Linked DNA regions of Homo sapiens: regions 1 and 3 are each linked to region 2. The links are chromatin contacts, found by Hi-C in ENCODE. All regions are on one chromosome and are shown on one strand. The core of a region is the stretch at or near the end of the contact, and the rest is flanking DNA. Distances in the headings are between cores, read along the strand shown.

The links. A loop is a pair of places that touch in the nucleus more often than their neighbours do. Pooled maps may share reads with other maps.
Region 1: a loop to region 2 is called in a pooled map, with 3 times the contacts of the local background. The contact joins two enhancer-like sites. A Hi-C loop is called at or near these places in 1 of 168 maps with a recorded cell type or tissue (posterior vena cava), 6 of 37 single-sample maps with no recorded cell type and 5 of 50 pooled maps.
Region 3: a map of chondrocyte shows a loop between it and region 2 (2.1-fold over the local background). The contact joins two enhancer-like sites. A Hi-C loop is called at or near these places in 2 of 168 maps with a recorded cell type or tissue (chondrocyte and heart left ventricle), 1 of 37 single-sample maps with no recorded cell type and 4 of 50 pooled maps.

The regions. Positions count from the first base shown.
Region 1 is chr2:127,576,746-127,579,445 of GRCh38, forward strand. It overlaps MYO7B (myosin VIIB), which reads left to right. Exons shown (of 48, transcript NM_001393586.1): 9 at 1,388-1,541. Among named protein-coding and RNA genes, the nearest start is that of MYO7B, 42 kb to the left of the region's middle. RefSeq lists enhancers at 859-1,412, 1,461-1,510. Within about 2 kb of position 1,331, at least 2 of the 41 ENCODE cell types and tissues checked have a DNase peak (open chromatin) inside an H3K27ac peak, as active enhancers do.
Region 2 is chr2:127,087,066-127,090,000 of GRCh38, forward strand. All of the region lies in intron 1 of BIN1 (bridging integrator 1), which reads right to left. Among named protein-coding and RNA genes, the nearest start is that of BIN1, 19 kb to the right of the region's middle. RefSeq lists an enhancer at 1-486. Within about 2 kb of position 1,251, at least 2 of the 41 ENCODE cell types and tissues checked have a DNase peak (open chromatin) inside an H3K27ac peak, as active enhancers do.
Region 3 is chr2:127,484,113-127,486,894 of GRCh38, forward strand. IWS1 (interacts with SUPT6H, CTD assembly factor 1) reads right to left here. Exons shown (of 14, transcript NM_017969.3): 13 at 2,441-2,552. Among named protein-coding and RNA genes, the nearest start is that of IWS1, 41 kb to the right of the region's middle. Within about 2 kb of position 1,384, at least 2 of the 41 ENCODE cell types and tissues checked have a DNase peak (open chromatin) inside an H3K27ac peak, as active enhancers do.

The DNA of each region.
Region 1 (2,700 bases), core at 81-2,580, 490 kb after region 2:
AAGGGAGGAAAAAGAGCTTGTGCCGCTCCACCCTCCGCGACAGCTGCAGAGAAGCCCAACGCTGGCCGGGCCCCTGAGGCGGGGCTGGTTCCCTTTGCCTCTCCTCGCCAGCCCCTCTCTGCTGGGAATCACCTTGCCCGCGTGCCTCCCGCTTCCCCGTCACATGTACCCCATGCCCCAGGCTGGACCCGGGGCCTCCCCGCAGACCTCATCTTCCTTTGGTCCCCACTGGATGACAGGCTCCCGGTGCCCAGTGGGCCACAGGGAGTTGCCCACATGCCTCCTGCTCCTGATTTCACTCCAATTGTCTGTCCTTGCAGGCCCCCTAAAACGTAAGCCCCGGGCCCCAGGAAAGCAAAGCCCTTCCTGTGCTCCCAGCTGCACCCGCCACCTAGGACAGGGCGGCACCACAGCCATCGCTCATTAGCTGAGGCTCCCTGGCCCTCAGGAGAACTGCGCCTCCTGGTTTATTGACCACAGAGTGGACCCAGAGCATTCTGCCTCTGGGATCTCTCCCATGCAACCCTCTCTCCTGGGTCCACTGCTCCAAGGCCTTCACCAGCCCCTGCCTAGACTTCATGGGTCCCCCATCGCCAGTCTTGACCTCTAATCTGTCATCTACCCTGCAGCCAAAGCACTCTTCCTGTAGGAAGGTTTGCACTGTAGTGTCATGCTTTGGATGGCACTGCTGCAGTGACCCCTGCGGCTTGTAGGGTAGAAGTCCAAACTCCTCCATGTGGTTTCCAGGTCCCTCCAAGATCTGCCCCTCTGCCGACCTCTCCCTTCTCAACACCCACCCCAGCCTCCCCGCAGCCCTGTCCCTGCCTCCCCACCTCGTGGCCTTGCTCCCATCATCCTCTGCCTAAACTGCCCTCTGTCCTCAGAGGCGGTGGGGCCAGCTCTGCACCTCCTCCAAGAAGCCTTTCTCCACCTCTCGATAGGGCTGGCCCCGGCCCCTGTGGTCTGGGCACCTGTAACAGGCAAATGGCCATGGCACGGTCACTGGCTCCCTGCCTGCCCCCCTGGATGCGCAGCACAGGGCCTGGCCCATGGCGAGCCATGGAAAGTGTTTCTTAAAGGAACAAACCCACAGTGTCCCCCAGAGAGACAAGGCAAGCTCGAGTAGGGACGAACGACAAATAGAGGATCAGAGAAGAAGTGTGACTTGGCCAAGGTCACACAGTGGCCAAATGCTGGTGCTGGTGGCAAGGCCTGATCATGCTGTGGCTACTGTGTCATGATTCTGCCTCTGAAAAGAGTTTTTGAGCGTGGACCCTACGTGGTCCACCCATTGCCTATGAAGTGCAGTGTCTCAGCCTTGCTGGTCCCAGGAGGGAGGTGGTGGGGCAGGGGATGGCCCCATTCACTGAGGCACCCTGTCCCTCAGGGGAACTGCACTTCCTGTGAGGGGCTCAACGACGCCAAGGACTACGCCCACATCCGCTCGGCCATGAAGATCCTCCAGTTCTCCGACTCCGAGAGCTGGGACGTCATCAAGCTGCTGGCTGCCATTCTCCACCTGGGGAATGTGGGGTTCATGGGTAATGCCGGTTCTGCCCCAACTGCACCCTTGGGGAGGGAGAGGGAAGGGGACAGGAGCAGGAAGGCATCTCTAGGGGTTCTCACAGGAAGGATCCTGTGGTCCAACCCAGGCCTGGAAAAATATATCTAAAAAATTCAGCTGTGATTTTGGAGGCCTCGTGAGGCAAAGGGGAAAATGTCAAAGCTTAAGGCTCTCCACAGGTGGAGACCGGCCAATCATCCCCCACTTTTAGCTGGGACCCAAAAGGGCTTCCCCCTTAAGGTTCAGGTAAGCCAGAGTAAACAAATCCACGTGTGAACTTGCAAACCAGGTTGTGAGCAAGGGGTGGTCTGGGGATTAAGTTGTCCTGACCTGTGAACACCCCCAAGCACCTAACGGCAGTTATTGACAGTCCTCGCTGGAAAAAAGCACCAGCAAGTTAGATTACAAATGATTCCTGTGAGTAGTTTTTCAAACACAACATCCAGCATGAAGCCAGGAAGAAATAGGAACAAGGAAATGAGATACCATGAACAAGAACCGGCAGAAATAATAAACAGTAGAAATCGATCCACAAAGATTTCAAAGTTGGAATTATTAGACACAGACTAGAGAAGTTCTGCTTATTTTGCTCAAGAAAAGAAGCAGCCAAGCTTGAAAATTTAGACAGCGAATGGGAAACTTTAAAGACATTATAGATTTATAAACAAACCACATAGAAATTCCATTCTAAAATTAAAAAAAAAAATAACCAAAAGGAAGAACCCAATGGATGGTTTAAGGGATTCTGTGCCTGTCTAGGAGATGGAATGTGTGAGCTGGAGGGAAAGTCAGGAGAAACTGAGTACAGCATGGAGAGAGGAATGGCGGGAGATGTCAGAGAGAAGGTGGAGACTGGGAGGACACCGTGGCAGAGGGAGCACACCTTTCATTGGAGTCCTAAAGGAAAGGAGAGAGAAAGGGGCAGAGGCAATATTTGAAGAGATAGGGCTGGTTCCAGAACTAAGGAGAGACCATTCTCAAAGCAATGGGAAGGGATAGACTTTTCATAAACTGTTCTAGAGCAATGGGGTGTCCATATAGAAAACAAAAGCTTGGGCCACCATCTCACGCCATGTGAGAATATTGCTTCCAGGCAAGCTGCAGCTGGGCTGATCTGTCGTCTATCAGCCAGACTG
Region 2 (2,935 bases), core at 1-2,500:
TGAGAGCAAAAAGTGGTGTTGGGTTTTCTCTTTTACATCCTTAACTGACAATAAAAACTTGACCAACTACGTCAGCCCCACCACAATGCTTTGATGGTCAAAAACGAAAACACAGAGAGCCCTCCCAGCCCGGCCGGCCCCTGGAGGTCCTGTCTGCATCAGAGCTGGCAGCCCAGCCCCGCCCCTGAGAAAGAAGGGGGAGGGGAAGGAAGTTGCAGGGTCTCCTCCTCCACACTCATCTCTGCAGCTGGAAGGGAAGGCTCCCGCCCCAGAGAACGAGTGTCCAGTTGACTCCAGGCCAGGAAGGCCCCCTCCCCGTCCTCTCTCTCATCCCTCCCAGGGTGCCTGAAATTCCAGCCGGTTCTGTAGATAAGCCTATGGCCTGCAGCCAGGGTGGTGCCACGTGGACCCCAGAGGAAGCCAGGGTGGGCTGCGGTGGCCTGGGGAGCCCCGAGCAGAGCACACAGCGTGAGTGGAGGCAGCAGGGGCCAGAGTCAGGCTGGGAGGGGGCTGGGGTGAGCACTCTCACAGTGGCCGGCGGGGCTGGACCAGCCAAGGGCAGTGCAGGACGGACGGCAGAGCAGGAACCGCTCATCCAAAGACCACATGTGCTCCAAATCCTGGCAGGGGAGGGAGGCGTTTCACAGTGAGGAAACCGAGAGTCCCATGTCAGTAAGCAATGAGCTAGAATCCGCACACGGCCCACCGCTACCAAGCCCTTGGATTTTATCAGCCACCCCACCACCTTCCAACCAGGAGGGCTGGAGGACCCCCTGGATCATGACTGGCTCCCCTCCCCTCGGGACCATCCCCCAAGCTGAGTCTATTCTTAGCCATCAGCAGAACCAGGTGTCCACCAGCAAACAGAGGAGTTTCTAGAAGGGCTACGCCCACCCAGACCATCATCAAGCGCCCAGCCAGCTGCCCAGGCCTCACCCTCCAGCTTCTTCCCCACCCAGCCAGCACTTAGTGGAAGAAAGGAACCTTCCACCAGACCCACCACTGTGAAGAGTCCCCACCCCGGCTCTGGGACGTGGCCTCTCGGCTGTAGGGCCTGGTGGCTGTGGTGGTCACACTGTGGGTGAGCTGGCCAGACGCAGGAGGGATCTTCTCATAACTCAGTTCCTTGAGAGGGGTGCCAAGAGCAGGACAGGCACAGAATCAGAGCCTCCCCTGCCAACGCCCACCCAAAAACGAAGGTGGCTTCCTCTTCTGCACTATCACCTCACAACAGGCATTTGAAGACTCAGCAACGTGCCCTGGTGGCAGTGTGCCTGGCCATGCTCTATGGGAAGCCAAGCAAGGTCTCTGCCCTGGAGGAGCCAGCACTCTAGGAGGGAGGCAATGTTGAAAGGTGCTGTGAGCCTCCGAACAAAAATGCAGCAGGGGGACGGGTGCGGTGGCTCACACCTGTAATCCCAGCACTTTGGGAGGCTGAGGGGGGCAAATCACCTAAGGTCAGGAGTTCCAGACCAGCCTGGGCAACATAGTGAGATCCTACCCCTACCAAAAATAGTTTTTAATTAGCTGAGTGTGATGGTGTGCACCTATAGTCCTAGCTACTGGGGAGGCTAGGGCAGGAGGATGCCTTGAGTTCAGGAGTTCAAAAAATGCAGTGATCCAGGACCGCACCACTGCACTCCAGCCAGGGCGACAGAGCAAGACCGTATCTCTTAAAAAAAAAAAAAAAGAGAGACACTGAAGGGCTGGGGGTGAGGGGAGAGGGCGGCTGCTCTTAGGAAGGAACTCAGGGAAGTGACAGCTGAGCAGAGACCTGATGAAGGAGCAAGACACCAGGCCAGGAAGGAAGAAGAAGGTAGAACTCACTGGACAGAGAACTCAGTGAGTGCAAAGGCCCTGAGGTGGACGGGAGGGATGCCACAGGACAGCAAGACCGGCGTGGCTGAGAGTGGCAGGGGGCAGGGAGGACCAGGAGGCCCTGAAACACCAGGTGCCAGGCTTCATGCTGAGCCCTTGGGCATGATTCCATAGCCTCATGGTGGACCCCTCCATAACCTCATGAAGGAAATACTATTATATTCTCACTTTGCAGGTGAGGAAACTGAGGCACTGCCTTAACAACTCCCCAGGGTCACGCAGCCAGGCCCAGGATCCCAACCCCAGGCCTGGGTCCATCGGTGAGGAGCTTTAACCACTGCACATGCGGCCTCGGCCCCCAGGACCACAGAGGCCCCTGGAAGACTCTGGCCCTTAAAACCCAGCATGGAACGTGGAACCCTGGAAAGCTCTGAGCCAAGACTTGATTTTGCAGCCTGCAAAGCTCCCAGGCTGGCGCGTGTACACACTTCAGGAGCGCAGTGGGGCAGGGTGCCTGTTCAGAAGCTGACTGCACTGACCCAGGTGGGAGGCAAGGGGACTCTGTGATCTGAGCTACTAGAGGGAAGGGGTGGTCATCACCTGAGATGGGGACACGTGTTGGGGTAACAGCTGGGGGTCACAGTGAGTTTGCAGTGCCCAGAGATGTCCAGGAGGAAGGTGCAGACACAATGGCCAGGAACCCTGGGGTGGACTGGACACACCCCACCGTCAGGTTTCTATCACACCCCGGCCCCACCCACCTGCCCCTCAGTCCCTCCCACTGCCCACTCTGGATGACCAGCTCAGGGCATCTAGTCTGGGCAGCTGGCCAGGAACCCCTTCTGGTAGGAGACACTGCTGGGGCAGAAGGTGCTGGGAGCAGGCCCAGGCTGTGCAGCCCTGGGCAAGTAAGCTCACCTCCCTGACCTGCTGGGTCTCATCACTTAGAGCCAAGAACTCCCTCAAGGGTGTTTAAAGGTGAAGTATGATCATGTAGGTAAGAGGGCCCAGCAGAGCCGCTAGCACTGGATTCCCCCCTGCTCCCCCCACCCAGGGCTGAAAGTTCCTGCAGTCTTCCCACCCTAGTCCCCAACGCCCTACTCCCCCAACCCCCAGC
Region 3 (2,782 bases), core at 134-2,633, 400 kb after region 2:
GGCTAACACAGTGAAACCCCATCTCTACTAAAAATACAAAAACAAAGTTAGCCAGGTGTGGTGGTGGGCGCCTGCCCTAGTCCCAGCTACTCAGGAGGCTGAGGCGGGAGAATGGTGTGAACCCGGGAGGCAGAGCTTGCAGTGAGCAGAGATTGCACCACTATGCTCCAGCCTGGGCGACAGAGTGAGACACCGTCTCAAAAACAAAAACAAAAACAAAAAACAAAAAACCCTATTTATTTTTTATATTTATTTACATAACTTTGAAAACAAAAATGATACTTAAGACAAAAAGTGTTTCATTGGAAACCCATTTCCATTTCTTTTCCTGGACATGTCTTTTCTAATACTGCTCATTAGCGTCTACAATGTGGAAGCAAGTCCTGAGTGAATATGCAACCCTGCTCCACCTATGGGGAAGTGGGACCAGAACCAGAAACATCAGCACACAGGGACACAGCCCTGGAAACACAACCTCTGCTTTCAAAGCAGATTGGCCACTAAGAGTTTTTATTACCTATTTTCTTTGCCATATTGTAGTTCCCAATTCTCAAAAATAAAAATGTTAAGAGAAATATGAAAGACGGCTAAAAAGAGAGAAGAAACAATGAAAAAGGAGATGGCTCATGCCTGTAATCCCTTTGGGAGGCCGAGGCGGGTGGATCACGAGGTCAGGAGATCAAGACCATCATGGCTAACAGGATGAAACCCCGTCTCTACTAAAAATACAAAAAATTAGCCGAGCATGGTGGCAGGAGCCTGTAGTCCCAGCTAACTGGGAGGCTGAGGCAGGAGAATGGTGTGAACCCAGGAGGCGGAACTTGCAGTGAGTGGAGATCGCACCACTGCACTCCAACCTGGGCGACAGAGCAAGACTCCGTCTCAAAAAGAAAAAGAAAAAGAAAAAGAAAAAGGACAGAAGGGCAAAAAAGAAACAGGTACAGGGGACATGGAGAGGTGGTCAGGGACACGGATATGGGCACAAGAAAGAGGAGGGAGAGAGAGAGGAGGAAGTTCTTGGCACAGAACTAGTCCTTCTCTACCCTCGATTTATTCTCAAGAAATAAGAAAGTACGTTTTGTTTTGATAGTCACTTAATAGCAACATGAACTGGCAGGTAGGAGAGTGGAGTCAGTGGAAACAGCTGCCAAAGCAGGGGTCATGGAGAAGAACCATAGGCAGGCAACACACACACACTGTGTGTGCTCCGCAACAAAGGTGCCATTAGTCTCAAAGCATAGTGGATCAGTGAGTTGGGCTTATGAATGTTCCCAAGTCTTTTCCACTTCTGACCACATTTTGAGTATGTGTTAATCAAATTCATCTCCTAAATATTTAGTATAAGGCTTTATGTAATGAGTTCTCAAATGCATGTTGCTGAGCCACTGACAGCAGGAAACAAGCTACCTCCCACCAGGAAACCACTAACTAGTTTATATGCCTGTAACACATATCACTGTAATTCTGGGTCCTAACAAAAACCTTTTTCATAAAAACGGGTACCAGTCAGGAAGACCCAAATGCATATTAGGGAAGTAATTATCTATTACTCTCTAGGATACTGATAAAGGAAGGGACTTCCATGTCAATTTCTAAATATTCAAGAGGCCTTGAATATCCCAAGGTGCCTGTTAGGGTCATTATTTTGAAACTAAAAGCAGACCTGGCCTCTTCTGATTAAGAAAGCACACACACACACACTTTTCACTCTGACTGTTGACAATTCAAGCCCATGCACAGTACATGCTTCCTTGGGAATACCTCTCGTGTATATACTCTGGTAGGGCCAGGCCTATAGGGGCATCCTGTTGCCTTCAATGCTGAACTTGACAGCACGATGCACTTTGCTGAGTCGTTTCTGTTCTGCAAATCGCCTCTTATGCTTTTCCAATCGGCTTAGGCCCTTTTTAAGAATACCAGGCTAGAAGTAGTAGTTTGATTGGAGAATAAAAAGAGATTACTGAGAAACACTGAAGATCCACTGAGCAGTATTTACAATGATAACAGAATAAGTGTCTACCCTAATCATTTGCAATGGAATTGCTTAAACCGTTGAAGAGAAAGGGAGAGGTAGGTCTGCTGAAGCACGTAAGCTCTGTTTCTCATGGTTATTAAAAAAAAAAATTCACTGTATCAGAATACTCCAGGTTTCAATTTCAAGCCTTGCTTGAAGTAAAGGGATTAATAAGAAGAAACTTCCCTACCTGATAATGTTGAATTAAGACTGAAGAAAAATTCATCAGCAATAAACTTTAATCCTGGGTAATACTTTTCCTTTCTCTATTGCTCAATTTGTGGTTTGGCTAGATAAGCGACCAGAAAACAGTCCTCTCTGAATCAGACAAACTTCAAGAGCTACAAGGGTTATTAACACATGAAGTAAAGAGTCAAACAGTAATCTGCAGGTGAGATCCACCTTGCCGATCCTCCGCTTGCTTACCCTGGATGACTCCATTTCCACATTCCATTTGGGCCTGACAACATAGTCCTTGTTTGAAGGCATTGGGACCCTTGCACGGGCACAGAATCCAGGATCTCCAGGTCTAAGAGCCCTGAAAAAGGGAAGAGGAAGAGCATGCTTCTTATGTGGCCAGCCACAGTGGGGCACATAGGCCATTTCACACTCCTGTTCCTACATCCACCCATTAAGCTGCAATGTTCGAAACTCCTCTACTCCCCACCAAAGGTCACCCAATCCACCCTCCTGCCGCCTCCCAGCTAGCCTGTCATCACACACACTACAGTATGCATTCCTCACTTCTCTTCCAAAGCCAACTTGCTC